Linked DNA regions of Homo sapiens: region 2 is linked to region 1. A link is a loop called in an ENCODE intact Hi-C map of the cell type or tissue named here. Cell type or tissue: ovary. All regions are shown on one strand. Links, peaks and the distances in the headings refer to the core of each region. The heading gives the core; the rest is flanking DNA.

Region 1 (16,317 bases), core at 11,259-16,258:
TTTTGTATTTTTAATAGAGACGGGGTTTCACCGTGTTAGCCAGGATGGTCTCGCTCTCATGACCTCGTGATCCGCCCGCCTCAGCCTCCCAGAGTGCTGGGATTACAGGTGTAAGCCACCGCGCCCGGCCGATTTTGGCTCCTCTTATACATTCTAGAAATCATATTCCCAGAGTATGTGGTGTTATCTAAACTGCATACTGATGATAAGATTTGGGTTGTAGAGTGCTATTTATATTTAGCCATTAGTGACAGAGTGTGGATATTTATTAATACTCCCACATTAAACCAATTAAATTATACTACTCAGGATCTGCTGTTAATGCTTTTTAAGCGTAAATGTTTGATTGATTAAGTTCTAACAAACAATTAAAATGACTTTTTTATCTTTTGGTAATGTAAGAAAACAATAAAATGTGAATGGCCACTTGAATATAATCTTGTCTGGTTTTAGCAAAAGCAGAGGTGAAAAATGTAATTGTAGAGTTTAAAAAGTATGTTAGTTATTTCTAAATTGTAAATGTCCCATAATTATATATATAGCTTATTTTTATTAAGCTTAATACTTTTAATATTCTCTTCTAATATAGCAAAATAGGAGGGGAAATCATTCTTTTAAGTAAAAGCAATACATCTTTTATTCAAATATTACTTGCTTTTTAGGCATGGATATAGGAGATACGCTGAAATACAGGAGATTGGTGTTTCTTATAAGCCATGGGTAATAAGAAATCAGAGATAGTGGAAGAATCAAACTAAAAACATAAACACACATACACAAATACACAAATAATCATAATGGCTCCTCTTATAAAAGATTTCCCTTTCTGGAGATTCAGTTACCCATGGTCAACCACCATTTGAATATATTGTATGGAAAATTTTGGAAATAAACAATAACTTTTACGTTGCCGCCTCTGAGTAGCGTGATGAAATCTCACACTGTCCTGCTCCATCCCATGTGGCCTGTGCATCTTCTGTCTCTGGGCTCTATATGCTGCCTGCTCGTTAGTCACTTAGTAGAAGATTGACCTGCAGTATTGCAATGATTGTGTTCAAGTAACTTTTATTTTACTGAATAATGGCCCCCAAAGCTCATGAGTAGTGATGCTGGCACTTCAGATATGTCGAAAAGACGTCATAAAATGCTTCCTTTTAAGTTAATAGGTGAAAGCTCTGGAATTAACAAGGAAAAAAATAGTATGCTGAGATTGCTAAGATCTGTAAGAATGAATCTTCTATTTGTGAAATTGTTGAACTGTATGTTGTTAGAATTTTCTATTTTATTATTAGTTATTGTCATTAATCTCTTACTGTGCCTAACTTATAAACTTTATTATGTATGTATGTACAGGAGAAAAAACCCCTGCAGTTTCAGGCACCCACTAGGGATCTTAGAACACATCCCCCTCATAAGGGGGGATATTCAGTTTAAATACATACAAATAGAAATGTATTTTATAAAAACTTGTTGGTGTGAAATAGCAAATGTCTTACTTTAAAATGGCTTATAATCACAGTAAAAAGGAAAACAACCTATTATGGAATCAATTTTATTAAAGAAACAACTTGAATGCTTTACATGAATATTTAGGTGTATGAAAATGATTTTAAATCAATCTTTTTGGTGACAACATTAATGCAAATCTTTTCTAAAAGAGAGGTTACTTAATAGGTTTAGTGTATTCAACTTAGAAGATGTGTTATTTAGACATATTTTTATTTTGTGTGTCTAGTTTCTAATATTTATTTATTTACCTGATCAGAAAAATGGGGGAAATCATTCATTTGAATTTTGAAATCAGCTTTTAATAAGTTATCTTATTTATCAGGAAAAACTGGATTTAGTGATATACTCTGTGTGTGTTTGTGTGTGTGTGTGTGTGTGTGTGTATTATGAGAAAGGGAGAGAGATTGATAGAATGCCCAGAGGAAGATTTTGTTCTCTTTCATAGCAAGTTTTACTATTACAGCCTTTGCATAGAAAATCAAGGAAAAGAAAATATACTTTAAAAATTGTTGATAATTTTGCTCAGTGTTTAAAAAACTTTCTTAGTCATAGGCATATGTTTTTCAGAGATGGATATTCACCTGATACAAAGGGACTCTAGCTTAATACAGTGAATAATAATTTTATTTCTGGCAAGAAGTGAACGAGAAGGAAAGCGAAGATAAAATATAAAGCAAGAGAAAAATAAAGAAAAAGGAATGTAATAACTCTCACAAGACAAACAATATGAATCATATTCCTAAAAATACAGTTTTTAAAAATATGAAAGAAATATTTACATTATTTTAGGTGATTTAATTGTTTTCCACTTCTAGTATTTTAGGTGGCTAAAAAAACATCTGGTCAACATGTTGGTAGTGAAAAAAGGCATTCATATATTCTATCAGTCAGCGAGATTGAAATCTGCTTATTAACAAAATATGTTAACTAATTTTTATTGACATTTGAGATTTCCTTGCATATTTAGACAAAACAAAATTTGGTTTTGCTATTGAAAAGGTATTACGTGTTTAGTAATTTTTTTCCAAGTTCTTTACAAATCATTTTCTAAATATATACCAGTATCCTGTATTTAGCTCCCAGAAAGCTTTAATTCACTGCTTGTATATAAGCTGTTTTTTTTTTTTTTTTGGTCTTTTTTTCCCCCTGCATTATCTATGTGTGTTTACATCCTGGATTGTAATGGCCTCAGTAGAAATGTTATGGCCCATCTTGTTGATAATCCATATTTTAAACTCTCTAAATACATGGATGACATTATCAGCTATCATTGTACTGATCCCCACTTGAAGTATGTAAATACATATTTACCAGCTTAATCTGTGTCTTGAAAGGCCCATATGTGTGTGTTTATATGATAAAGTATATTTATGCATGTTGTAACTATTTATTATTAGTAGTAGTATTAAAATAATACACAAAGCTATAAGTTACATTTAACTATGAGGGACACATTGAGTTTGAGAACTTAACATTTTCCTTTTTGGGGAATTGTTCCACAACCTATGGCAAAAGTATTGATGGCAGTGGCGGCCCATATGGAGCAGCCACTGCCGTGATGCCAGCTGCAGTGAGGGAGGTGCAGTTGGCACTGTGTCCTCCACGGAGCAAGCAGGAGCACTGCCCTCCTAGGTGCAGCGGCTGCTGCCCAAGCTAGCGCTGTGGATCCAGGCATCCCTGTGCACTTGGGGGCCGGGAGCAGGCAGGATCCCTGACTTCCCAGTCGCAGCTATAGCCACCCAACCCATGGCTGTGGACCCAGGCATCTCTTCACTCTTGGGGACCCAGGAAGCCTCCCTGCCCACACGGGCTCAGAAATGCCTGGTCCTGCTGCTTAGCCTCTCCCTGCTTCCCGCGCCAGATCTCAAAGCAAAGGTGAGGCTGATCCAGGGCGCTGTCACAACCTGGCCAGGTGAACACACGCTCACGGCAGCGCTGAGATGCCAGCTCCCTGCTGCCTCAGCCCCCTCTGGACTTTGGGCACCGATGAGCATGGGAGGGAGGCTGAAGTGGGGCTGAGGGCAGCTTGGCACTGGCCTACAGCTGCCCCTTAGCATAAGCCTGGGCACTATGAACAGCGGTCGGAGGCAGACAGGTTCCTGGGCAGAAAGGGGCAGGTCCCTCGTGAAGCCCCACCTTCAAGCCAGGGCGGCTTGAAGGCTGGGGGCCTGGCTGCAGACTGGAGTGAGAACTTATGGCTCTTTTTTCAGGCCCACCCATGGCTGCCTATGGACGAGTCAGCATACACTTTTCCCCTCTGAAACCCGTAAAAAACCCAGACTCATCCAGACAAGCAAAACTCAGGCAAAGGCACCAGTGGCCATAGAGTTTTCTGGCTGGTGAAGCAACACCCCAAGTTTCCCTAAACAATATGCTCGTGGCTTTTGGGCTTTCTTTTAACATTTTATTTTCTTTGCCCTAGAGAGTATGAACGTGCTACCTAAGATTCTATAAGAATATGAGAAGTGCTTTTTGGATTTTATTTTTCTTTTTTGGACTAAATTACTTCAAAAACATGGACATGTGGCAGGATGAGGTAACTTCTCTAATAACCAAAACAACCATTGCATGAAATATAAGTTTTAGACATTCTCCACTTTACAAAGAATTCTTACAGGCTGGATACTCATGGTTACCGTGCTACTTAGGTTATGTCAATTTTAGGGACTTTTTTTTTTTTTTTGAGACAGAGTCTCGCCCTGTCACCCTGGCTAGAGTGCAGTGGCACGATCTCGGCTCACTGCAACCTCCACCTCCCAGGTTCAAATGATTCTCCTGCCTCACACTCCTGAGTAGCTGGGATTGCAGGCACCCCCCACCATGCCCAGCTATTTTTTGTGTTTTTAGTAGAGACAGGATTTCACCATGTTGGCCTGGTTGGTCTTGAACTCCTGACCTCGGGATCCACTCGCCTCGGCTTCCCAAAGTGCTGAGATTACAGGAGTAAGCCACTGTGCCTGGCCAATTTTAGGGACTTTCATGCCGTTTGTAGTGTTTGGGAGTATATTCTTGTCTTATTTCTCTGAAATTTTATCCACTGATTCATGCTAGAAACTAATCTTTTTTATGGTGTTGAATATGAAGAATTTGGAAAATAAAATCAAATACAGGATTAAATCGTAATTTGAATATTTGTAGGGTTTCCTCTCTAAATTAACTAGATTGAGAACTGAACTCAATCACAGATTTTCCACACACTACTCACTCCCCATTTTTCATTTTGTCAGTAGTTGCTCAGATATTCTTGAAAAAAAAATGTATTAGAAAGTGAAGTATTGCTACATTTTAGAGTCAGGTCTACTCGTTCCATCATGCATTGGACACCACAGAAGTAAGTTTGGTAATTTAAGCCCTGAATGCACTTACATACATGATATCACCCCAAAAGGGCATTTATAAGGACACTTGTTGACTTGTAGTTTGGATACATTCATTTCAGAGCCAAACACTGTCACCAGCAGGTACCATCTCTTAACCTCATTCCTCTGGGTTGTTCCTTTGAAAGACTTTGCTATGGGGCCCCAGAAGTAGGCCCAGCTCATATGTTCTCAGCATGCAGTCTTCTCCAGAGTGTACACATTAGCTGTGATATTCACCCCATCTCCCTATGAAAATGAGCCACAAGGCCATCCCTGAACAAATATTAGTGTCTGTGAGGACAGAAGGTGCTGTTTCTAATGGGCCTTGCTTGTCCTTGGCCTCAGATTCAGAGACTGAAGGTGAAGACGTTTGTCCGGAGCAAATTTGGACACTGTTACTAGAATAAATGAAGTGGATTCCAGTCTGAAGGCAACAGCAAATATTCAATACATGTGGCCTTTGTATTTTAATTTTAATAAGTTTAGACTGTGTTCACCAGAGCATTTTATAACGTGTGTGTAATTGCATGTATATGTGTGTGTGTGTGTGTGTATGTATGTGCATGTGTGTAGCTGAATACTTCTTTAATAGACCTAGTCTTCTAGAAAAGTTTTAACTAGTAAAGGCAGATATTTTTGTTGGTGATGTTGGGAGGTTTACAATATTTGGGCTTTTCCATCTGTCTCTGTCTACATGTAAAATACAACCACTTAAATCTCAAAGCAGGGAATACAGTAGCACCCCTTCTTAATGAATGTTCAGTCAGAATTATCTTTGCTGAGGGCACACACCTGTGTGTAGCTGGCATCTCAAACCTGGGTCTACCTGAAGTTCACTGCCGATAGTAATTGATTTTCTTCCTTCAGTCAGCTTAACATAGATCAAGAGTGAAGTGGCACTTGGCTACACACACAATCTCAGCAGCTGCAATTTTGCTGTTGCCTGTCATACAGAGCCCTTCTTTCGTGGTTTCCATAGAGGCTGGGCATGTTTCTGAATTTAATTTTGAAACACTGCCTGATTCCTTCCTATATATCTGAGTTAGAGAGACATCTCACACTACCAGATCTGAAAAGAAAATCACTCCCTTCACCCTCATCCAATTCATTACTTTCCCTCTTCATTAGTGCTTGGAATAGTTTTATAATATTGAATTCCCATTACCCAAAACAGGAGATGATATTTTATTCTTATTTTTGAAATCTTAGGATTAACAGTTAATGTCATTACAAAAACACTGATGTATACAAAAATTGATGCTATTTTGTCATTTTATTCACAAATTGGAAGTAATTTTATGCTATTCTAAGTTCAGAAAAGAGATGAAATGTCCCTATTTCTATAATATGAGGAAAATAACACAGAATTTTGGGGGCTAAAAGAGGTCAAATCGTCAATGGGACCCATGCTGGGCTTTTTTGGAAGTCTCATACAAAGCCTAAAAAAAGTTTCAAAGGAAAAGGGCGAGAGAGGAAGAGGGGCCAAGAATTACACTTTTCTGTTCAATGCAGATAGCTTTCAGGAGTGGGATTTGAACCACATTAGAATTAATTTACTATGTATACATAGGGAGAGCAAGTAAGGGAAATAAATTTTCTTTTTCAGTATAATGTTTAAATAAGACTTAGGTCATAGGTAAATTATTTTGTAGCAGATGTTGCCCTCAGACATAAAGGTGACTATATGAGGATTTATTGGATTTCAAAAATGACCATACCATGTATAAGAAAAATTAAGGAAAAACATAATTTTAAATTATGAAGTTAAATGAAGCTACATTTGATGTTAGTAAAGTATCATATTGTGTGCCTAGAGAAGTCTATGCTAATATTCCTATTAAATTCTCTCCTACCTTTTCTGCTCCTAATTTCCCAAGCTAAGAATCCTGGAGTTATGCTAGATTCTCCCTCCCCTCATCCTCACCTCCAGCTGTTCTCTAACATCTGTAATTTCTCCTTTTGGAATGTCATAGTTTTTCTCACATTGTCTTAACTGATCCCATAATCACTTTTACCGGAACTAATGCCATGATTGTATATTTTCCCAAGTACTTTTCTAGTAGGAAAAATAAAGCAATAGAATCATTGTGGGAGGACTCCAGATAAAACTTCACATTTATGTTAAACCCTCCATTTTTCATAGCAGCCATTTTTGAGCTACAAAGTAAACATTAGTGTTTCCATTAACATTTGTCAAAATAATAATTTTTATTATATTTGATATTGTTATGTAAGATATTCACATAGCTCAACAAAAGTGAATCTCCAACAAAAGTGGATGGAATGGGTTATAGATCAGACTTTTCAAATATGGCATCATTTTAAAATTATTATTATTCTTGTTTTCTTTATTGTTATGAAATATGTTGAGTATAAAAATGAAAGAGAAAATTTGCTGTTTAAATTGCTTAACATTTTATAACCTATAGCTAATTCCTAATTATATCCCTTGATCTTAACTATGTGAGAAAAGAATTTATTTTCAATAGCATATTATGCTGTTTTAATTTTCACTGCTTCTAGTTCACTTAGTTAAACATGAAAAACAAGCGTGGGGGGAAATCACATAATTTTCATGGAGTACACATAGTAGTAGAACGATCCCTGATTTTTTCATACATATGTTTGTCAAGAAGACTTTTATATGTGCCTATATTTATGCATTCCTTATTTAGGTGGCTGTAGGCTGTTGTAAAACTCATCGTCATTTTCTTCATTTTTAAATTTTGCTACCTTTTAAAGCTATCTGTCTTTTAATAAATTTGGATATTACAGAAATGCTTAGATTTAATCACATTTATTTTTTGAAAAATAAATTATCCTTAAAAAATAACATACCTTCATGCTACAGTTTTTATTTAAGCTGCTCATGAGGCAACAATTACATGAGAATTCAGAGAGACAAGCCACCGAGGTACCGTTTTCAGTACCCAAATGGCTTCTACAAAACAGAGCATCCAGGGGTATATTTTCTTTTAACTTGACTTCATCTCTCTCTAATTAGTAGTGTGCAATGTACCATTATGATGCCTGCTTCACCCCCTTGGTTCTTGCACCTCCCTTCGGGGATTTCCCAGCTGTTTTGCTCTCCTGTTGTAATTGAAATCTTACTTGTTCCAGCCTATAATTGATAGTGAACCCAACCATTTTATGTTTGTCATGCAACAGATGTACAACAGAAATACTCAATGTAGCATATGGAAAAACTGCCCTACTAGAGTGAAATTAGAGCCATTCCTATAGCACAGCTCCCATTCTCTCAACAGTTTAGGTTTTTGCCTCCTTGCAAGTGCTTTGTTGCTGCACAAGTCAATATAAAATTCTGGTAGTTATTTAGTAGAGAATGTTTTATCTTTAACTTCGTTACATGATTGTATATAGTAAGGGTTACACAGAATAAGATAGATACGTTAAATAAAACAGGGTTCTCTGTATAATTCTCTTGTCAAATTATTTTAAATTATTTTGATTAAATAATTAACCTTACATAAACATATCAATGCCCATGAATAAGTCAAGATGTATTTGAATATTTAACTATATTTTTATTTTCCAAATACTTGCAAATGCAAAAGGAATCTCCAAGTTATCTAATTCTGATTACAACTCTATTCAAGAGCCAGTTTTTGCTTTGAAAAGAAATACTACCTTTCTAATGTAATATAAAAGATCTTTGAGTAGTTGATTCCATATTAGAGGATATATTCAGTATTCAGAAAATGGTGCTAGATTTTTTTTAATATTGTTTAACAGACTTTTGTATGGGTATATTGGGCCCTCAGTGGCTTGACTATTGTGGGAAGAGATGGTGTGAACAGAGCACCACAAGGGCTAAGGGAATTGACCACATCCTAGGAATGGCCAACAACCTGTCCAGGTGGAGTGAGATGCCCAAATGCAGTGTCCATGGCACTAAGATTTTTAGGCAAAAGTCTCATGAAGTCAGATCAAGAAGGCAAAATATGAAAGAAGAATATTTGAATAGTTGTGAATCAGAAAATATGATGAATGGCTACTTCATAGTTCCAACTATTCTTTTCAGTTTTTTTCAGAACCCCAGGCAATCCCTGAGAATGTGAGGACTAGGGTGGCAGTGAAAAATAATTGACAAGTGTTTGGAGGTGGGATAGCACACCAGTCAAGAGCTTTACGATGCACATCAGAACTCTAAGCCCTGGTGGAGACAAGAAGGGCTAATTAGCTAACTCGGGCAGAGGACTGCATGACTGACGGTATCAGAGAGGTATTTTTGAAAAATGATTGATAATATGATAGTAAGTACATCTGAAAATGCAGAAGTGGAGACAGGGAGATGAAGATAAAGCTTGTTAAAATATGCAGGTAAGATACCTGAACTGAAGAAGAAAATGGCAAAGGCCACTGCAAGTACCCATCGCACAGGAAGACGTTTCAGAGGCGTAGCTGGCGTGACTGGCTGCCACACTCCGTGAAGTATGAAGCAAAAACTAGAAAATGACCTAGGTATCTGTAGCCTGACTGACTAGAAATGCTTTGCCATTAGTAAAAGAGGAAAGACACTAGAGAAAAGAAAACGATAGATTTGGGGATACATTTTTTAAAATTGGGACATCATATCTTGGAAATTCTGTTGAGATATCTAGAGACAATGTAAGGTAATTTTTCAGAAGCAAGAAACTGGAGTGCAAGAAAGAGAGATGTCTAGTTGGACCTAAAAAATACAAAGTGATTGTTGCACATTAATAAGTTACATAATATTATATATATATATCTCAGAATATTCTATAAGATGATATTTTTGAACATCAGTATGTTGAAAATTTTATAATATTATTTTTAAAGTTTTTTTAATACTCTGTCTTTTGGAATAAATAATGTTTATACAAAATGTATTAGGAAACTGATTAAAATTTCATTATTATGTTTTTCACTTTACAAAAGCACAGATTGGATAATCATTTGAGGGAGTTAGTTTCTTTGCACTAGTTCAAAATGTATTTGCAGTGCCTTTTTTTGGTTCTGAATTATTTAAATAAGTGACATTATTTTTAAAGTGATCGTTTCTCCCTTTTGAATAAAAGTCTGTTACTAGAGATTAGTGCATCATACATTATAAGCAGAAGAGAGAAATGAGTTGCTCTAAATAATTCTAGTACATCATGTTTTCCTTTTAAATGAAAAAAAGAATAAAGTCACAACACTTATATTTAACTGTGTTTGTAATAAGACATGGCTATAAACTCATACATTTTATTTCGACTGTAATATTAAAATGCAAACATTCACATGGGTTTTTATGTACCAGAGTTTTTCATGCTAGCATGAAAAATTGTGTTAATATTGGTTTAATTTTAATGAAGTAGAACAAAAGCTTGTAAAATATATCAAATACATTTTAGCTATTAATATCAGAGCAGGTTCTCTTTTGAAAACCTGGCTAAATTTAACATTATTCTTAATGGATATATGAATGTGTACAAAGTATTTATTTTATTTATAGACAATTCAGACCTTATTTTTTTCCAAATAACTGCACTGACAATGAATTTTTTTTTTAAAAAAAGAATTGAATATTTTTAAAGATTAAGGGAAATAAAAATACTCCTGCAAATATTAAGTGTAATGTGCATGGTACTACTCAGTTGATTTTGCTGGTCTACATTTCTCAAATGTCTACAGTGTACCCAAAGAGACCTTTCAAGAAGAAAATGGAAATAGCTTTCCAGTTAGACTGTAATGAGTTGTTGAGGTTTGCAGAAGAATAAAGGGGAGAAAAAAATATTATAGAATGAAATATATGTTCTGTAACATGAATACATATTTAGAAACCTGGAAGTCATGGTAAAAAGTACAAAACTGGAAAATTTGATATAGTGGATTAATTTCATTTTAAATTTTTTATGCTTTAATTTTAATTTTTGATGTTAAATTTTTTTCTTTATATTTCAGTGAAAATTTAGTGTTCAATTTCATTTATATCATCTTCTTATTACCATTGCGTTTCCTGGCACTCTTTGATTGAAATGGGAGAGGAAGAAACCCTGTGTTCATTCCCCTGGGTGTGTGTTTGGCAGTTGTGTCCTGAAACTCTATTGCCTGGGGAGTGCTTTTATCTCCTTGAAGCCTATTTGATGAAAATATTACCAATACCTCATAGTTACACAAAGATGACTGGAAAGGTCGTTTTTTAACGAGAAAGTCATTTGGGCATAAAGAATTGAAATATTTTGCACTTTTTCTTAGTAGGAATCAGAGCAGAGCGACATTGGAAATAAGAACAGAAAGAAATGAAAGTTTTCTGTCCCCTACACAGTGTTGTTCTCCTCCTTCCCTTCCTCGTTACTTAATTTAGAGAAGGGAAGCAGAAAGGGACAAGGAAAAGAGAGTAAAGGAAAGGAGGGCAGTAAAGTCATTAAAAAGGCAGAACAACTCAGAGTTGGCGCAGAGGAACGCAGCGGTCGTGGGCAGGGTCTTTGGAGCCAGGCTGCTCCCGCTCCACCGTATGTTTTTGCCTCGTTGTGGGCAGGTCAGTTAACTTCTTCATTCCTCACTTTTCCCCACTGTAAAACGAAGCCACTAACAGTACCTTACTTCATGAAGACCAAGGGAATTAACACTCGTGGAACATTCAGAAAAGGACCTGGGAAATTTTAAATGCTCTGTATTTATTAAGTACAAAATAAAGAGAAACTCAAAAGAGAACTCATTTTGGGGAGATTTTGGAATTAAGGAAGAAAATTTTTAAAATAAAAAGCATCAGCTAACAGTATACCTCAAAAGTGCAAGCTGAAGCAGTTGACCTTCAGAAATTCAGCATGTTCTATAACCTAGCAATTCCATCCATGCGTGAGAACATATGCCAAGGAAATCCTCATTGTTTCCACACAGGTGGTCTCTTATGTGGATGCTGACAAGAGGTGATGGGGAGGGTGCTGATTTTTAGCGTATACTTGGGCACATTTTAAATACTGGAGCTTTTCTAAGCAAATTTTGTACTCGAGCGCTGTTATTCCTCTGGTAGAACTACATGAGGTAGACTATTTTATAGGAAAGTTTTGAAGCTCAAAAAAGTCACTTATTCCAGATGGTACATCAGAGATCTGGAATTCAAGAAAAGAAAATCTGACCGAGGATTTTACTTTTACCCACCGATTGTAACATACGGAAAGTCAGAAACAAGGCAAGTCCCTGATGGATTTATTAGGAAACATTACTCAATTTCCACAAAGCCCTAGAAACTCTTCTAGACAACAATATAGCAAAAGTTGGGGAAAATGGCATTTCTGGTTTCAAACAGCTCAGTTTTTGTTGGATAACACAGATTAAAAGTAAAAATTACTGCTTAGTGAAATGAGTGCTGATGTAGGTGCACAGAGAATAGATTTAACTTCTGCTCCTGTTAAGTGTAGGATTGAGGTGAAGATACAACAAAGAAAGGAAATTGAACGGAATTATTAAGAGGGTCAAGTTTGATAGGCAGATAAGACTAGGTATCAGCAAGACATTTCAAACAAAAGGAACATTATGTAATTTTTTAAAAAAATACATGAAAATAATATTTAAACAAGGAAGGAATATGATAAAAGAAGGATAGTTAGTAAAATTTGGATAACATAAAGATTATTGAATCTCCAGTCGTCAAATTTATCCTAAACTACTGGGGAGAGGTCTCATGTCAGATTTTGATTATCGAGAAAGAGGGGTCAAGAGTATAAGAGAAATTGCTTTTTGTTTTGAACTTCAGTGTCCACTATTGTGGACAATATCAAATTCAAACAAATATACACTTTATTTCAACTTTGTTTCCCCATGTGACTAAATGTTTTTCTCATTTTTATTTCTATCTATTCTGTGTATAGCTGCTGCTTTCTTTGTTTCTCATGTTTCAACTCACTTAATATTACTTTAATGTTCAAACTTTGGTATTTCTCACACCTGGAAAAAGATATGCTGGTTCTTTTATATTTTAAAATGATATGCTTTTGATTTTTAACTTTTATCTCAAATTAAGTGTCTAGGGTCATATTTAAGTTTTTTTCATGCTTGCTTTTTATAATTGAGGTAAATAACATTTTTTGCCCTTGACAATCTTTAATAAGTATGTATTAAACGGAATGGGGAGAGGATAGTCAAATTAAAAGCAGTCCTCTCTTTCAGTTGTATAATATATAACAGTCTTCTAATACTTTTCATGCCAAAGAAATGAAGTCCATTGGTTGTAAATGTATTAATTCAGATGTTTATAGACATTCTAGCATAAAAAAAAATTGTTGGGTGGTTAGCAGGAGGACAGGTTTTGTAGCACCATAACAAATCCCCAAAGAAAAGTTAACCCGGCATATAACACAGATTCAGTGGGCAAAAATAGAACTGCAGATCATCCATCACTTTTGTGTCGTGACCTCTGCTAAATCTACTAACAAATTCTGTGTTATTTAATCACAATGACAGACCCAAATACAAATGTCGTGACTTTGCTGTGTTCCCTGGGTCTTGCCATATCACCATCACCATTTTATATTCCCTTCCTGGGGACACTTTGGAAGATTTAGAGGCTTTCAGCCTAATCTGACTGGCTCCACACAAACAGCTGGAGCTTTGCCAAGAGCCGAGCTCGATTATGTCAACAAGACAGCCTCATCCACAGGGGAGCTCCAGCCGGGTGTGCGGGAGTTCTGGGAACCGCCATGAATTAGCTTTATATGCTCCAAGAGGCAATTTCCTACAAAAACAGACTTTAAAAGCTGCCAGAGGAAATTGTTTCCCATTGGAACTAGGCCTGGCTGACGATTGTCTTCAGTGACTATGTCAATTTGGTAGTCAGTCCTCAGGACATACCAGGCCTTGTCCTTGGATTCTGTCTCTCCACAGAACCAAGCCCAGTAAAGCCTGCATATGTAAATAAACTTCTGTAATGATTATGGATCTGTCCCAATTATTTAGGTTATTGTTTTTAAGTTTAAAACTTAGCTAACTAGATAGATATTTTCTGACCTCAACTTAAATAGTATTCCTGCTATTACTTAAAAGAGAGCATTCTCTTAAACATAGCATCCAGGTTAGGAAGAGGAGCAAAGCGTTCCATGGTTCATTAGCCTTTTGCTGAAGTGTTAAGTGGATCAGTAGGAAGCTTCACTTACAGATGTATTTAAATATTAGTGGCATTTGAGTAAACATTATGCATTTTGATTCTTTGCTATATTTCTTTTCATAGAGTGTTCTAGCTGAAACACAACCAGAAAGGTTAATTTTTAGATTCCCCAATGTGCAATGAATTGGCATCTTACAGTTAGTGTTAAATAGCTACATATATGAACAATACAGTATACTACCTTGTACTTCCTTCAAAGCAAATGTCCAAGGGTTCGAAAGCATTCTAGTGTTTTTGTGAGATTCTACAATGTTTAAGATATCTATAAATAGTAATTTTGGGTACAGTTGTATAAAATGCATTCCTTGAAAAGTTCAGAAACCAAAAGACCATCAGGGGCTGGGAGTGGTGGCTCATGACTGTAATCCAAGCACTCTGGGAGGCCGAGGCGGGTGGATCACCTGAGGTCAGCAGTTTGAGACCAGCCTGGCCGTCTCTACTAAAAGTACAAAAATTAGCTGGATGTGGTGGTGGGCTTCTGTAATCCCAGCTACTCAGGAGGCTGAGGCATGAAAATTGCTTGAGCTCGGGGGACGGAGTTTGCAGTGAGCCAAGACTGCACCACTGCCCTCCAGCCTTGGCAATAGAGTGAGACTCTGTCTCAAAAAAAAAAAAAAAAAAGACCATAGGTATATAAAATTATATTCAGGATAACAAATAACAAGTTGCCAAACAAATGTTGAAGGGACATCAATGTATAAAGATTATGTATATATGAAGTGTGCCATATTGCAAAAAATTGATTTATAAATTAGATTTTTTTCATTCTACAAAAGTTTTTTCTCCCCATAGAAACAGATATTTTGGTAGCAGTTTCAATGAACTTCAGTGTTTGCCAGCTCATTATCAGCTATTCAACCAGCACAGGTCATAGACAAGTCATTTCTGTCACTGATTGGCTACTATCCATATTTTCCTAAATAGCACAGTAAATAATTTGCTTAAATTACAAATTTATAAAACTGGTTTCTTCGTCCTCTCCAAGGTTTAAATCTGGAAACTAATGATCATATACTCATAAATGCCTATTCTGCAAACATTTGATTTTTTTTCTATATGAAGTTGTTAACTTAAACTCAAACTATAGGAAGAAATAGGGAGAAATGTCAAAATTACTATATTTCAATTATTCACCCATTAAAAATTAGGTTTCTATCACATGCCCTTGTAAATATAATCTTTAGACATTGTGAAGACTACAAAGATGAGAAATTGTGCCCAATTCCAATGTGATTCCACTCCCTAAATAAGAAGGACAGCTACACTGTCAGTATAGAAAACATAGAATGTTATGTACCAGAGACGTACAGAGTGAGTGAGGAAGACAATATTAGGGTACCCTCTGCCCTGGGGTGGAAAGAGGATCAAATGAAATGTATGGAGGAGCTGGCATGTCAGACTGAAAACAAGCTGAATTTACACATATAGAAATACAAATAAAGGACCGAGAGAAGTCAAAGGTATCAGTGTGAACAAGACAAGATATGGAATCCAATGAAGAGATTCAGTCCCGTTTTGTTAGAAGAAAGAAAGGAAATAAGTTTGGGCATATTATGTAATGTTACTCTGAGAAATCAGTAACAACATTAGAGTAGCAAGGTTAGAGCAGCATAGCTCTCCTCAAGGTACATGTACCTGGCATTAACGGGCAGGATTGTTAGGAAGGGTAAATACTTGTTGGCTACGAGACCACATGGTAGAGTATACGATTTAAAATATGGACAATGAGAATGAAAAGAAAGGAAAACTTTGAGATAGAAATAGAGTTGACAGCTGATTCTGTTATGATGTGAAGAGGTGGGACACTAAGATTCAGAGCCAGAGCAATTTGGGGCATGTTGGTTCCATCTGCAAGTATAGGTAGTAGAGGAGGAATACAGGGGGTAGTAGAAATAAGTTCAGTGCTATTTATGATTAGTATATAACTGGTATCGTATCATAGTGACTCAAGATCTTGGTAGTGCACAGGACCAGAGAAACATTTGTTAATCATCTGATTTAAGCTAATGGTTAAACATCTCTGAATTGACATTAACAGCTATTTGATAGGATTCCAATCACGGAAAAATATATACATTTTAAATTTTGTTTTATTGAATATTTGGGAAAGCCATTTATGCATTGTAACCTAAATGTATCCAGATGGTATCATCCCATATGGAGGAAAATATATAATGAGGTTGTAAATGGATAACGATTACTCATTCTTAATATACTTATTCATGCATATCTGTGCATGTGTATACTCAATATACACATATATAGATGTGTTTGAAAAATATTTCTATAAAATATTCATATTTTGTAGAGATTTGATTT
Region 2 (16,317 bases), core at 6,077-11,076, 190 kb after region 1:
TCTTAAGCAACATGTGTACCTTTAAATATGTGCAACATGCCTAGAAGGCATCACTTTCACAGCTGGAGAATGACACTTATTAAAGAAAGAAAAAGAAAGGAAATAATTAGCTTTCAAAAGAAAACTGCAGAATTTTTTTTTTCCTTTATGAAAGAACAAATTTGTTTTCAAAGAGTAACCTGAATGAGAAGAAAAGGAAACTTTTCTAATTAGAATGTAATTCCAGAAACCTCTGATGGTGTCTTAACTCTACTGAATATGGAAATTGCAAGCCTTCTCTGTTAATTAACTCAATTCACTAATGTTGGGATGGACAGGGCTCCTCAATGCTAAGCTTTAGTGCTCCACTTTGAAAGCAGTAGCAGGTCAGTGGGGCTTCCACCACAGTGCTTGTGCATATACTGACTTTGTTCAGTAACAGGCTCAGCCAAGAAAATGGCCTGCTGACAAGAAGTTTGCTTTGATTTTGCTTTTTTTTTTTTTGCTTTTCCTTTTAAAATATTTCATTTGTTTTGCCAACATGCCTGCTTTTCTGGCACACCTGCCTTCTTCTTCAGATAGTGTTAGTTCTCTTAGAATCAATTGTGAGCAGCTTGCAACCAAATGCCTGATTAAAAAGTTAGCAGACCTTGAGTGCAATTACTTCAGCTCTATAGCACTCAGGCATTAAACCCTGTGTTAATTGTTTTCCATTTTTATAACGATCCTTATAATAGGATAAAAACAGGAGAGATCATTTCTTGTAGCTAGAACAGCGGAAAATAAAGACATTCAGTCTGATTAATCACTGTAATATGAAATTAAACACAATTAGGAGTAAATACATTTTAGGATGTTTTTTGATTTAAGCAAAAGATATCATTCTTGCTGTGTCAAAATATACCTACAAATTACCATAGCAACAAATTATTCATCGACAAAATGCTTAAGAAATAACTTGTACAATGATAATTTTTAGGATTTTAATATTGCTAAGCCTTATTTGTCTTAACACTTTTTATAAATATATATATTCCCTTGATAAATCATTTTACACTCAGATTATATTAAATTCATGCATTATAATTTTAAAAATATAGTTAAGCTAAATATTTTAAAGGACTGACTTTATATGAAGAAAAAGCACATTAAAAAGATTACATTGGAAAATATTCTAGCCAAAATTGCCTTATTTCAGCATTTCATTGCATTGAATAGTCCTTAACATTAAGAATTTTATTATTTAAAATTATTAATATTTAAATATTTTCCCATGTGAGAATAAAGAAATGCTGGAAAGCACTTTTCTCCTTTCTAGTCCTTATTCTGTACAGCTCTTTTGGGCCTTATTTTATTTTACCCATGATCAGAAAAAGAGTTTTACCATTTGTCACACAGTACTCACTCACTCTTAACTACTGTTTTTCATGGTTGAAATTCAGGCTGTGATTCTTTATTTTCTTTTCCATTTTTTTTGTCTTCTGTAGTTCCCAGAAAAGAAGACATTCTGAGCATAAATGCAACTTGTTGAAAGGCCTTCAGGAAAACTCCTTTCAGACAATCAACACTTCTACAGAATCATTTTTTAATTATTTAAAAAAAAAATGCCACAGGGTATGGTGGCTCACCCCTATAATCCTAGCACTTTGGTAGGCCAAGGTGAGTGTATTGCTTGAGCTTAGGAGTTAGGGACCAGCCTGGGCAACATGGCAAAACCCCGTCTCTACAAAAAAACAAAAACAAAAACAAAAACAAAAATTACCTGAGCATTGTGGCATACCCCTGTAGTCCCAACTACTTGGGAAGCTAAGGTGGGAGGATTGCTTGAACTCAAGAGGTCAAAGGCTGCAGTGAGCTGAGGTCGTCATGCCACTGCACCCAGCTTGGGTGACAGTGAGAGAGTCTGTCACCAAACAAACAAACAAACAGACAACAACAAACAACAAGTATATCTGTTTGTCTTTTTTTCTATATGTCAACTCAAATGAATTTTCAGTATTTAATTTTTAATTTTTAATTTTTGTGTGTACACAGTAGGTGCACATATTTATAGGGTACATAAGATTTTGATACAGGTATACAATGCTTAATAATCACATCAGGATAACTGGGTATCCCTCACCTCAAGTGTTTATCCTTTATTTGTGTTGTAAGTGATCTAATTATACTCTTATAGTAATTCTAAAATATACAATAAATTATTGTTGACTGTAGTTTCCCTGTTGTGCTATGGAATACTAGATTATATTCATCCTTTCTAATTATATTTTTGTACCCATTAACCATCCCCATGTCTCCACCCCCACCACTACCCTTACCAGCCCCTGGTAACCATTCTTCTACGCTCTATCTCCATGAGTTCTATTGTTTTGATTTTTAGCTCCCACAGATAAGTGAGAACATTTGAAGTTTGTATTTCTGTGCCTGGCTTATTTCACTTAATATAATAACTTCCAGTTCCATCCATGTTGTTGCAAGTGATGGGATCTCATTCTTTTTTATCTGAGTAATATTCCATTGTGTTTATGTACCACATATTGGGTGCTGATGGACACTTCAGGTTGATCCTGGATCCTTGCGATTGTGAATAGTGCTGCAATAAACATGGGAGTGCAGATGTCTCTTTGACATACTGATTTTCTTTCTATTTTTTTTTTTTTAATTTTGAGACGGAGTCTCGCTTTGTCGCCCAGGCTGGAGTGCAGTGGCACGATCTCAGCTCACTGCAAGCTCTGCCTCCCGGGTTCAAGCCATTCTCCTGCCTCAGCCTGCCAAGTAGCTGGGACTACAGGAGCCCGCCACCACGCCTAGCTAATTTTTTTGTATTTTTAGTAGAGACGGGGTTTCAGTGTGTTAGCCAGGATGGTCTGGGTCTCCTGACCTCATGATCCGCCAACCTCGGCCTCCCAAACTGCTGGGATTATAGGCATGAGCCACCGTGCCCGGCGATTTTCTTTCTTTTGGGTATATACCTCACAGAGGGATTGCTGGATCATATGGTAGCTCTATTTTTACTTTTTTGAGGGACCTCCAAACTGTTCTCCATAGTGATTGTGCTAATTTACATTCCCACCAACAGTGTACCAGGGTTCCCTATTCTCCACAACCTCGCCAGCATTTTGTTATGGCCTGTCTTTTGGAAAAATGCCATTTTAACTGGGGTGAGATGATATCTCATTGTAGTTTTGATGTACATTTCTCTGATGATCAATGATGTTGAGCACCTTTTCATTTACCTGTTTGCCATATGTATGTCTTCTTTTGAGAAATGTCTATTCAGATCTTTTGACCATTTTACAATCAGATTAATAGGGTTTTTTTCCTGTTGACTTGTTTGAGCTCCTTATATAGTCTGGTTGTTAAGCCCTTGTCAGATGGATAGTTTGCCAATATTTTCTCTCATTCAGTGGACTGTCTCTTCACTTTGTTAGACAACAAAGGAAACAGACTTTCCTTTGCTGTGAAGAAGCTTTTTAACTTGATGTGATCTCATTTGTCTATTTTTGCTTTGTTTGTCTGTGCTTGTAGGGTATTATTAAGAAATCTTTGCCCATACCACTGTCCAGCAGAGTTTCCCCAGTGTTTTCTTTAATAGTTTCATGGTTTGGGGTCTTAGATTTAAGTCTTTAATACATTTTTATTTGATGTTTGTATGTGGCAAGAGATAGAAATCTAGTTTCATTCTTCTGCATGTGGATATGCAGTTTTCATGGCATCTTTTATTGAAGAGACTATCCTTTCCCTCAATGTATGTTCTTGATACCTTTGTCAAAAATGAGTTCACTGTGGATGTATGGATTTGTGTCTCTATTTTGTTTCTCCATTTGTTCTCTATTCTATTCAATTGGTAAATGTGCCTGTTTTCATGCCAATACCATGCTATTTTGGATACTATAGCTTTGTAGTATAATTTGAAGTCAGATAATGTGATTCCTCCAGTTTTCTTATTTTTGCTCAGGATTGGTTTGGGTAATTTGTGGTTCCATATACATTTTAGGACTTTTTAAAATTGTTTTTTGTGAAGAATATCATTGGATTTTTTTTTTTTACAGATTGAACCAACTTTGTATATTACTTTAGGTAGTATGTACATTTTAACAATATTGATTCTTCCAATTCATGAACATAGATATCTTTCCTTTTTTGTGTGACCTCTTTAATTTCTTTTATCAATGTTTTACAGTTTTCATTGAAGATATCTTTCCATTCTTTGGTTAAGTTAAATCCTAAGTATGTTATTTTATTTGTGGTTGTCGTACATGGGATTATTTTCTTGATTTCTTTTTCAGATTGTTCACTGTTGGCATAAATAAATGCTACTGATTTCTATATATTAATTTTGTATCCTGCAGCTTTACTGACTTTATCAGTTCTAATCATTTTTTGATTGAGTCTTTAGGTTCTTTATCTGCAAACAAGGGTAATTGGCTTCTTCCTTTCCAGTGTGGATGCCCTTTATTTATTTCTCTTGTGTAATTGTTCTAACTAGGATTTTCAGTAATATGTTGAATAACAGTGATGAAGATGGGCATCCTTCTTCCAAATCTTAGAGGAAAGGTTTTCGGTTTTCTCCATTCAGTATGACACTAGCTCTGGGTCTGTCATATATGGTTTTATTGTATTGCGGTACGTTATTTCTCTACCCAGTTTTTTGAGTGTTTTTATCATAAAGGGTATTGAACTTTATCAAAAGCTTTTTCAGCACCAGTTGAAAGGATGTTATGGTTTGTGCTCTTCATTCTCTTGAGATGATGTATCACATTGAGCAATTTGCATATATTGAACCATTATTACATCCCTGGGATAAATCTCACTGGGTCATAATGAGTTACCTTTAATGTGTTGTTGAACTTGATTTGCTAGCATTTTGTTGAGGATATTTGCATCAATGTTCATCAGGGATATTGGCTTATAGTTTTCTGTTTTTAATGTGTTTTTGTCAGGTTTTGGTATCAGTGTAAAATTGGCCTCATGGAATGAGTTTGGAAGCATTCCTTCCTCATCTATTTTTTGGAATAGTTTTAGTCAGATTGGTATTAGTTCTTTAAATAAATGTTTAGTAAAATTCAATGGTGAAATCATTGGGTCTTAGGCTTTTCTTTGCTGGGAGACTTTTTAGTACTTTATTACAGCTTTGATCTCATTACTTGTTATAGGTATGTTCAGGTTTTGGATTTCTTCATGGTTCAATCTTTGTAGGTTGTATGTGTCTGGGAATTTATTCATTTCCTCTAGGTTTTCCAATTTATTGGCACATAGTTGCTCATATTAACCTCTAGATCTTTGATTCTGTTGTATCAGTGGTAATGTCTCAGTTTTCATCTCTAATTTATTTATTTGGGTCTTCTCTCTTTTCTTTTTGGTCTGGCTAAAGGTTTGTGGATTTTATTTAAAAAACACTTTTTTGTTTGATTGATCAATTGTACTTTTTTTCATTTATTTCTCCTCTGATCTGTATTATTTTTTTTCTTCTACTAACTTAGGTTCACTTTGGTCTTTCTTTTCTAGTTCTCTAAGATGCATTTTTAGGTTGTTTACTTGAAGTTTTTCTGCTTTTTTGATGTAGGCACTTATACCTATAAATTTTACTTTGGGTATTGTTTTTGCTGTATCGCATAGGTTTTGGTATGTTGTGTTTCCATAATTATGTGTTTCAAGAACTTAAAAAATTTCCTTCTTAATTTCTTCACTCACCCCCTGGTCATTCAGGCATGTATTATTTAATTTTCATGTATTTGTATAGTTTTCAAATTCCTCATGTTATTGATTTCTAGTTTTATTCTATTGTGATCAGAGAAGATACTTGATATAATTTCAATGTTTTTTTATATTTTTGAGACTTGTCTTGTGGCCTGATATATGGTCTACCCTTGAGAATGATTCATGTACTGAGGAGAATAATGTGTATTTTGCAGCTGTTGGATGAAATATTATATAATATCTATTAGGCCCTTTTGGTCTATAGTGTACATTAAGTTCAATTGGTCTATAGGGTATACTAAGTCCACTGTGAAGGGGACTTTGCAAGACAACGTCCCCTTACTCTTTGTTGATTTTCTGTCTGGTTGATCTTTTCAATGTTGAAAGTGGGGTGTTGAAGTCTCTAGCTATTATTGTATTGAGGTCTATCTCTTTCTTTAGCTGTAATAATATTTGTTTTATAAATCTGGGTGCTCCAGTGCTGAGTACATATATATTTACAATTGGTATATACTCTTGCTGAATTGGCCCCTTTATCATTATATAATGCTCTTCTGCATCTCTTTTAGAGTTTTTGTCTTTAAATCTGTTTGATACAAATACTGCTACTCTGTTCTTTTTTAGTTTCCATTTGCATAGAATGACTTTTCCTATCCCTTTATTTTCAGTCTAGGTGTGTCTTTATAGGTGACGTGTGTTTATTGCAGGCAACAGATCATTGGTTCTTATTTTTTCATTCAGCTACTCTATTTTTTTTGATTGGACAGTTTAGTTCATTTACAGTCAATGTTATTATTGGTAAGTAAAGATTTACTCCTGCCATTTGTTGTATTCTGGTTGTTTTGTGGCCTTCTCTTCTTTCTTTTCTTCCTTCCTATCTTCCTTTTACTGAAGGTGGTTTTCTATGGTGGTATGTTTGAATTCCTTGCTTTTTATTTTTTTGTATCTGTTGTGTGTTTGTGTTTTTTTTTTAATTTGAGGTTACTATGAGGCTTCCAAATAATATCTTATAATGCATTATTGTAAAATAATGATAACTAACACGGATTGTCTAAGGAAACAAACAAGTGAGTGAAGAAGAAACTAATAAAAACTCTACACTTTAACTTTGCCCCACTGCTTTTTACCTTTTTGTTTTTTCTATTTATATCTTTTTGTACCATTGATGTCTTGAAATGTGACTGTAGTTATTATTTTTGATCAATTCACCTTCTAGTCTTTCTACTCAAGAAATGAGTAGTTTAAACACCGCAAGAACAGTGTTATAAAATGCTGTGTTTTTCCGTTACTTACTATTACCAGTAAGTTTTGTATCTTCAGATGATTTTGTATTGCTCATTAGTATCCTTTTCTCTCTGACTGAAGAATTCCCTTTAGCATTTCTTTTAGGGCAGGTCTGGTGTTGATGAAATCCCTTAGCTTTTGTTTTTCTGGGAAACTCTTTATTTGTCCTTCATGTTTGAAGGATGTTTTTGTTTGATATACTGTTCTAGGATAAAAGTTTTTTTTTCTTTTGCACTTCAAATATGTCATGCCACTCTCTCCTAGCCTATAGGGTTTCCACTGAAGAGTCTTTTGCCAGATGTATTGGAGCTCCATTGTCTCATACTTTTCTTTTCTCTTGCTGTTTTTAGATCCTTTCTTTATCCTTGGCCTTTGACAATTTGATTATTAAGTGTCTTGAAGTAGTCTTATTTGAGTTAAATCTACTTGGTGCTCTGATATAACCTTATTTTACTTGAATATTGATATGTTTCTCTATGTTAGGGAAGTTTACAGTAATTATCCCTTTGAATAACCTTCTCCCCCAAACCCCACCTCCTCTTTAAGACCAACAAATCTTAGATGTGCCCTTTTTAGGCCATTTTCTAGATCTTGTAGGAAGGCTTCAATCTTTTTTATTCATTCGTTTTTTGTCTCTTCTGACAGTGTATTTTTAAGTAGCATGTCTTCAAGCTCACTAATTCTTCTGCTTGATCTTCTACTGTTAAGAGACTCTGACACATTGTTTAGTATGTCAATTGCATTATGCTTGGTTTTTTAAAATTTTTTCAGACTTTCTGTTAAATATATCTGGTAGGATTCTGAATTTCTTCTCTGTGTCATTTTGAATTTCACTGACTTTCCTAAAAATAGCTATTTTGAATCTCTGTCTGGAAGGTCAAATATCTCTGTCTCTCCAGGATTGATCCTTGATGCCTTTTTTAGTTTTTTTTAGTGAGGTGAGATTTTCTTGGATGGTCTTGATACTTGAGAATGTTTGTTGGTCTCCGGGCATTGAAAAGTTAGGTATTTATTGCAGTCTTCACAGTCTGGGCTTTTGTGTACCCATCCTTGTTGGAAAGGCTTTCCAGGTATTCCAAGGGAGTTGGGTGTTGTGACCTAAGTTTTTGATTATTGCAGCTGCATCTGCATTAGGGGGCACCCCAAGGTCAGTAACACTGTGGCTCTTGCTGACTTTTGAAGGTACCACCTTGGTGGTCTACGATAAGGTCCAGAAGAATTCTCTGGATTACAGGCAGAAAATCTTGTTCTCTTCCCTTACTTTCTCCTGAACAAATGGAGTCTCTCTCTTTGTGCTGAGCTGCCTGGTGCTGGAGGAGGGGTGACTCAAGCACTCCTGTGGCCACCCAACCACTGTGACTGCACTGGTTCAGACCTGAAGCCAGCATAGCACTGGGTCTCACCCCCAGCCTGCAGTAACCACTGCCTGGGTACCACCTATGTTTGCCCAAGTCTCTAGCACTGTACAGTCAGCAGGTGGCAAAGCCAACTAGGTTGTGTCCTTCTCTTCAGAGCATTGAGTTTATCTTGGCTCCAGGCAGATTCAGGGATGTTGTCTGGAAGCCAAAGCCTGGAATTGAAAACCTTAGGAATCTCTCTGGTGCACTATTTTACTGTGGTTGAGCTGGCACCCAAGCCAAAAGACAAGATTTTCCCACCCTTTCTTCTCCTTTCCACAAGTAGTAGAATTTCTCCCCCTGGCCGTCTCTTCCCCAGGCCCACAGCAGGTACTGCCTGCTTACCACTGATGTTCACTCAAGGCCCAAGGGCTCTTCAGTCAGCTTCTGGTGAATGCTCGTGAGTATGAGACACTCCCTTCAAGGCAATGGGCTCCCCTCTAGCCCAGGGCAGGTAGAGAAATGCTGTCTAACAGCCAATGCCTGAAATCAGAGAACCCAAGAACCCACTTGATGTTTTATCCTACTGTGGTTGAGCTGGTACATAAGCTGCAAGACAAAGCCCCCTTTACTCTTCTCTCCCACCTTCTCAAGCAGAAAGATTTTTCTCTCCCATAGCCACCACAGCTGGGAATGTTCTCGGTCACAGCTGAAGCCAACACATCTCTGAGTTTCACCCAAGGGCCATGGTGAGTACTACCTGGCTACCGCTGCTGATTATTCAGGACCCAAGGGCTCTTTAGTCAGCAGGTGATTAACCTTGCCAGGACTGGGTCCTTCCCTTCAAGACAGCAGTTTTCCTTTTGGCCCAGGGAGTATCTAGAAATGTCATCTGGGAGCTAGGGCCTGGATTGGGGGCCTCAAGACTCTGCCTGGTGCTCTATCCTACTATGGTTGAGCTTGTAAGCAAGTTGCAAGACAAAGTCCTGTTTACTCTTCCCTCTCCTCACCTCAAGTAAAAGGAGGAAGTCTCCCCTGGAGCCGCAAGCTGTACAGCCTGGGGATGGGGGAGGATAGTGCAAGCATTTCCTTGGAAACCCTGGCTGGTGTCTCACTAAGTCACCTACTCCCCAAGTCCACTGGGCTTCAAGCCCAGAATAGCATCAGAATTTGGTTAGGAATTGCAGTCCCTGTGGCCTAGACTGCCTTTCAAGTTTATTTAGCACTCCAGAGCACTTTAGGTCTTGGTGGCAAAGCTTGCTGGAACTCACTTGATGGGTGATTCCCCTCTGGCTAGGGCTGGTCTAAATGTTCTCTCCATGGGCACTGGCTGAGTTCTGCCCAGTGTTGCTTTCCACTGTGACAGGGCAGCACCGAGTTCCAATGCAAAGTCTCACAATCACTGCGCTCTCCCTCCCTCAAGTGTACAGATACTGTCTCCACACCACAAAGCCACTGCTGGGGCATGGAAGAAGGGTGGTGTTGGCAATTCAAGAGTTTCTTTTCTACCCCTCTTCAACGCCTCTTTCAATGATATAAAGTTAAAACCAAGTCCTGTGATCATTCACTTGACTTTTGGTTTTTATGAAGGTGCTTTTTTTGTGTGGATAGTTATTCAATTTGATGTTCTGTGTAGAAGACGATTGGTGAAGGCTTCTATTCAGCCATCTTGCTCCATCTCTCTTTTCAGTATTTTTTTCTGAGCAGATAAGTAACAGTTTTTCATGTTAAGAAAAATGAAGTCAAGTCAGTTATTTCATTTTACTGTCATTAAGGAAAAAATAGTTTCTGATTATGTACATGGTTGTATATTTTCATTCAACACATATTTCTTGTCGTGTGCTAAGCATGATGTGAAGTGCTAGATATATCAATTCAAATAAGACATGGTTCCTGCCTTTTAGAAATTTATATTTCTAGCTATAGCTGGTCATAATTTTCTTAATGTATGATTTTGATAATAATTTCAGAAAATACAGTGAAAATCCCAGCTATATTAAGAAATCTGAAAAGAAACAATGGAAGTGTATCAGGATACCATTATTAAGCACCCAGCATTATTGCAACTTAATAATTCAATCCTGAAAAGGTAAACATCACTACATCTCTGTTTATGTTAATGTATTTAGAGGGACAGAGTAAAAATAAGAGAACTCTAGAAGCTTTGGGAAACATGTTTCAGTAACATCTAGAATCTTTCTTGTTAGTTTTATTCCAGGGATACAGAGTTTGTGTTCCACACAGGAATTCAAACAAAGCTGACAAGAGGCGGCTTTTGTAGAGTTATTATTTCATTGTTTTGCATAGAATTATAAGCTAGTGGGACTTTGAATTGTAGCCTCCCAGTGTAAGCCAAGTGGCCCTTCATGTCCTGCTATATCCCTTACTGGAAGACTTCCCTGTATAGATTGGATCTTTCTGTTACTTATTTCTATTGTACCCTGAATTTCTTCTTCATAATACCTATTTCATTTGTAATTACTGGTTCTATTCTATTTCATTTACTACTTTATAAACATTATGAATGGAGAGACTGTACCAGTCTTGATTGACAAAAATCTCAATATCTAACAGGGTCTCTGATAGAAAGTAGGTGATCAACAATGTTTGTTGAATAGCTGACTAAAGAGCTCTAGGGAGTCTCAACTTTTCTTAAACTCTTCTATCCTAGAATATTTTCTCCACATTTACAAGTGTATCTTATATCCTTCTATTTTAGCAGGCATTTTCCACGTTTTCAAATTCTTTTTATGTTTTAGTTTTAGAAATATCAGTTTTATAAGGACTCATAATTTAGCTACTTTCTCTTGTACTCTATTTTTTTAATATGAATGTCTCTCGCATGCAGTTTGGAAACTAGTAATGAAATTAGTAAGGAGAACAGATTGGAAGTTTTAAAACAATGTTGCTAAAATATATTTATATCTCAAATTGTTGATTTTCAACTTCTTCTTTTACCAGAAACACTATGATTGTACTTTTTTCTTCTAACAGTTTTGCCCTGCAAACACTACGGGAGATTATATGCATGGGTGATGGGGAGGAGGAAGGGGTCATAAGATCATACTCATGCACTAAAATAACTTTTTTCTATCAGAGTTTCTTAGTAACTAATATTGCTGAACTGCTGCGTTTGATTGGTTATCACCCAAACTGCAAATCTGATGAAACTCTTCTAGATTTTCATATTTATGAAAAGTCAGTGATAAAACAAGATGTCTGAACTGCATTCTCTATGTGCTTTATCAGCTGGTAAAGCCTCAGATAAGATGCCTTCTACAGACAGTACGCTCTATGATCTGTTCCAGGAAAGGTGATTTCTTAATTCTCAAAGTGCCATCATCTATCTTCTTCCATCTGTCAGACCAGGACATGAACTAGATCAGAATTATTTTCTAATATGAGGAGCATTTCATTTCATCTTCATGAAGTTAGCTCTCTGAAATATGTCTCTTGGAGAATAAACATTTGTTTAAATCATTATAAAATATTTTTAAATGGCTATTTAATGTAGAAACTTTAAAGTCTATACTGTTTAAAAAATTAAAAAATAGAAGCCGAGGACAATTGAGGACCACAATTACAAATTTGTGGAAGCAGAAGTACTTTTTTTTGAAATATATGTAATTATGTGAATATAGAGCCTTGATGACTGATGTAAAATGGCCCATTCAGAGCTAAATATAAGAATGATGATACATAATTATCTATATCACTAACACACATGCATGCATGCACACAAGCTCAATAGAAGTAAGATTCAACATAATATTGAACAGTGCTATCATTTAAATGATTTGAAAATTGCCCGAAGTCTGTTATTTTTACTACAAAAGTTTGTCTACTTCCTCTTTCTAATCTTTTTTTAAGACTATTTTTAGGGCAGTTTTAGGTTTACAGAAAAATTGTGCCCAAAGTACAAAGAATTCTTATATACACTGTCTTATTGAACACAGTTTTCCCTACGATTTAACATTTTGCATGAGTGTAGCATCTGTTACATATGATGAGCCAGTATTGATGCATTTTTTATTAATAAAATTCATAGTTAATGTTAGTGTTAACTTATCATGTTTTTTTATACCCTAGATAATAAAATATTTCTTTTAATTATGTATTGTATTTATCCTCCATTTTGTTTAAATACACATGTTTAAGCAATTGTTGACTCTAATAATTTCATTGAAAAAGTCATTTCAGGCTAGCAATTTGTTCATCATCTTTAACATTATATACATACAATAATATGTTTCTGATATTTGTGAGCCTATGTATAAATTTTAGAAAATTTAATGTATTTTTTCTAATTGCAGGCTGTCTTATTGTTCTTAAATTTTAATGCATAGGGCAAATTGTGTTAGACAGTAAGTTCCCTCCAGGTGTGGGAAATTTTGTACATGTTTTATTTGGAAACTATCTTTCCCTCTCTGCCCTAGACAAAAATTAGAAGGCAATTCTGTGTATATCCTTTAGATCTTAGAGTCAAGAGAACTTACTGGTGTTTACATTTTTATCTTCAAAAAACATATTGCTACTATTTTAGGATGTTTACCTTCTAGATTGCTCTATCCACATTTAGAACATAATGTTTGAGAGTGTCATGCCTTCTAAAGTAACTACATTTTTTAGTACAATTCAGCATTTTACAGAAGCTACCTAAACTTACAGAAGCTTTTGACATATAGAAGTTCTTGACATACGTTTGAATTTTATATTTGTATCCAGAAGAAACAAATTATCCTTAGTGCACAAATAACTGAGATAGGTGACTCGGTAATGTTTTCAAAGGACAGACTAACTAAAAAGCCATAGGGCAAGTAGCGGTTATCGCTGAAATGTAGGAGTGATTTTTGTTTCAAATATCAGGCTCAAAGTCACAGTGACTGTCTGAAATAATAGGTGGATTAAAAAAAAATGAAGTCCAGCTACTTCGACTGTTCAGAACAAAGACTCCTCTACCCGGGAGAAAAGAGATATAAAATCTTATTCATGTTTATTCCAACTGGGTTAGTTTCTCTGTTTCCTTAAGATCATTATAAGGACTCTGATTCTAGCTGAGTAGAGTAGGTAGTTACATATTATATTTTTTAAAGCAAGAGAGGCTTAAAACATATTTTCCTCCAGCTTATCAGGTCATCAGTGTTTTTCCATCTACTGATTAATGTTTATTAAAACTTCCCAAAATATCTTGATATTATTTCCATATCTGAATGTTACTTTTCAATTTGTATGTTGGAAACTTGTTTTATAAGCTTTTTCTCAGATTTCTATGATTCAAAACCGCTTATGAAGTCTATCATTATTCATCGCATTCTCTCATACCATACTGCCTTTATTATTATTACTAAATTTATGAGCCAAAAAGAACATTTCTGCATATAAGTTGAGAATAAAATTGAGACTGATCTTTATTTAAAGAACAGAAATTATGCATTTAAATAAGTGCTGTCCTTCAAATTTGCCCTCATTCGTAGCTACCCTTAATATTGTGATTTCTCAAAATATTTGGAATTCCACTTTTCTAATGGAATTCCAATTATATTGGAATTCCTCAAATATAATTTTTAAGCTACTGAAGAAAATGTGCCATTTTTACTTTATGATTTCTTTTTTTAAAAAATACTGTTCACTACTTCTAATGTATTTTAGGTGTTTGAAAAAATAAAATCAGGTCGTGAAAGGCAAAGTGTTGACACCTTGAGGCTGTGTCGTATAATATGCAAGGTTTCAAAACAATTCAAAACCATAAATTTGAAAACTTTAAAAAATCTAGTGGTGTTACTGCCATAGCATATGAATCATTAAGTACCTAATAAAGAACAGAATAGATACTTTATAAGATTTCTGTTAATTCAGGATGTGTTTTTCTCATCTTATAACCACAATTGCATATGATGAATTCTACACTCAATGAAATATTTCTAAACAAATAATTTTTTGTTACCTGGTCAGGCTATATGTTACATAGCACCAAACATAGCCAAAAAGGCCTTTTTTGGACTATAACATATATCAGAATTTATCTTCATTAATTTAGGCTTTCTGAGATTAAGTTAATAAAGTTTGGATTTTATTTTCAACATTAATAAGTAAAGATCTCAGATATGTTTGACAATTTTACTGTCTAAAAATATAAATTCCACATTTTAAGACACATATAGCATGTTTGTATTGGTATTTGTGCATCAGTTTTGTTACATGAATATATAGATACCTATACATATGCTCACAAATGTATATATACATTTTATCTATATCTTAAAAGTATCTTTATTTTATTCCTCACTTACATAACTGGAAGTAAATAAATAGTGCTTGAATATTACACATTTCTAATCAAAATATTTCAACTGCAAACAATATTTTCATTGAAACCCTTTGAGAAAATTAAAAGAAGGCCAGTTAGAATATGCTTGCACTTCACAATACAAACATTTTTCACAATACCATTACTAAGAAGAAATACATGAATTTTTTGTAACTTTCTTTTTTTATTTGGTAGTTAAATACAGACACAGTTTTGCATTGGATAGTCAACCCATATCGATATTTCTATCTACTTAACTACCTATATCTCTCTGTCCATCCATCATCTATCTGTCCCTTCATATCATGCATTAATAAGTCTAAGATTTAAGATGAAATTCAAAGGATGCTTTTTTGTGTGTTCTATATGGCTAGAGACAGTCCCTTCCATATCTGTTGTTTCCCCTCTCTCCTCAATTCTGGAAAACATTTCTCAAATACATGTCATGCTTTTAGTAGAGCCTGGAGGAGAGAATGCGGTAATTTGTCAATAGTCTCATTGTCATGTTCTGTTCTTGCACGCACATATTTCCATACACTGCGAGTGTAATTAGGATCTTTACCTACATTTTGTAGACTATGCATGACCATGCACTTTCTCCATACAAATTAATCCTCCCATTAACCTACTGAAGAGGATCAAGTTCTTTAACGTGACTGCTTGTTTTTGTGAATCCTATGCTAATTAATAGTTATATGGCTGTCTCCTTGAATCATAGACTAGAAAGCTGTGCTACAGGGGTACATCATTCCCATTGACATTTTTCTTTTTTTGCTGAAAAAGATGTGACTGATGGCTCAGAATTAATCATAATCCATGATCTGTCAGTGATAGATCTCCATTACATGATCTAGGACTACTGGAAGGAGCTTCTTAACTCCTTCACTACTTTTGAGGTCAGGAGTTTGAGACCAGCCTAGCTGGCCAACATGGCGAAACTCCATCTCTACTAAAAATACAAAAATTAGCTGAATGCAATGGGAAGCACCTGTAATCCCACTACTCGGGAGGCTGAGGCCGGAGAATTGCTCGAACCCGGGAGGCAGAGGTTGCAGTGAGCCGAGATTGTGCCATTACACTCCAGCCTGGGAGACAGAGTGAGACTCCATAAAAAAGAAAAAAAAAATCCAAAAGTTAAATAAATGAAACAAAACTGCATTGTGTGACACAAGATCAGTTGAAACAGATTATGCTACATTATAGGTGCAAATTAACAATCCGTCATGAGCATTTTTTAAACAACCTTATTGTACAGTAATCGTACTTCTCAGAGACTTTCTGCCGAGATCACTTCTTCAACCCCTCTATTTGTGTTTCATTCTCTAACTTGGAATAACATTATCTGTCCTTTAAAGGCTTGAATTACTAGTTTTCATTCTTACTAGGTAATTACAATCTTTTCCCTTTTCAGCAATACATGAGGACAGTTTAAAGCATGTTTGGATGTGTGTGTGTGTGTGTGTGTGTGTGTGTGTCTTTGCATGGGTGCGTGACTGTTTAAACTTTTTTACCAGTCTGGCCATAGTCTGAGGTTAATTATTGTATAAAATTGGGGCTATGTCCTAAAAGCTGCAACTTACTTTAAAAACGTGGCCTACTTTGGTTTTAAAAGTCTTACTTTGTATGGAGAATTATTAACAAGGGGAATGCTAGGGTGATTCCCATTACTTCTTTTGTAAAATCTGCTACAGGGAACTGAGACAAATTCTT

Evidence for each region. A loop is a pair of places that touch in the nucleus more often than their neighbours do. Peaks named below come from ENCODE experiments on the same cell type or tissue, not always from the same donor. Only the 100,000 strongest peaks of a DNase experiment are listed, where the experiment ranks them.
Region 2: a loop joins it to region 1, with 7 times the contacts of the local background. A loop is called at or near these places in 1 of 110 quality-filtered maps.

What each region holds. Positions count from the first base shown.
Region 1 is chr13:66,832,460-66,848,776 of GRCh38, reverse strand. All of the region lies in intron 3 of PCDH9 (protocadherin 9), which reads left to right. The region is part of intron 1 of PCDH9-AS2 (PCDH9 antisense RNA 2); the gene reads right to left. Among named protein-coding and RNA genes, the nearest start is that of PCDH9-AS2, 15 kb to the right of the region's middle. RefSeq lists an enhancer at 1-464. In ovary, for the core only: no CTCF peak of the experiment used is centred there; a DNase peak (open chromatin) is centred at 13,476.
Region 2 is chr13:66,640,296-66,656,612 of GRCh38, reverse strand. All of the region lies in intron 3 of PCDH9 (protocadherin 9), which reads left to right. The region is part of intron 2 of LOC105370247 (a long non-coding RNA gene); the gene reads right to left. Among named protein-coding and RNA genes, the nearest start is that of PCDH9-AS2, 180 kb to the left of the region's middle. In ovary, for the core only: no CTCF peak of the experiment used is centred there; no DNase peak of the experiment used is centred there.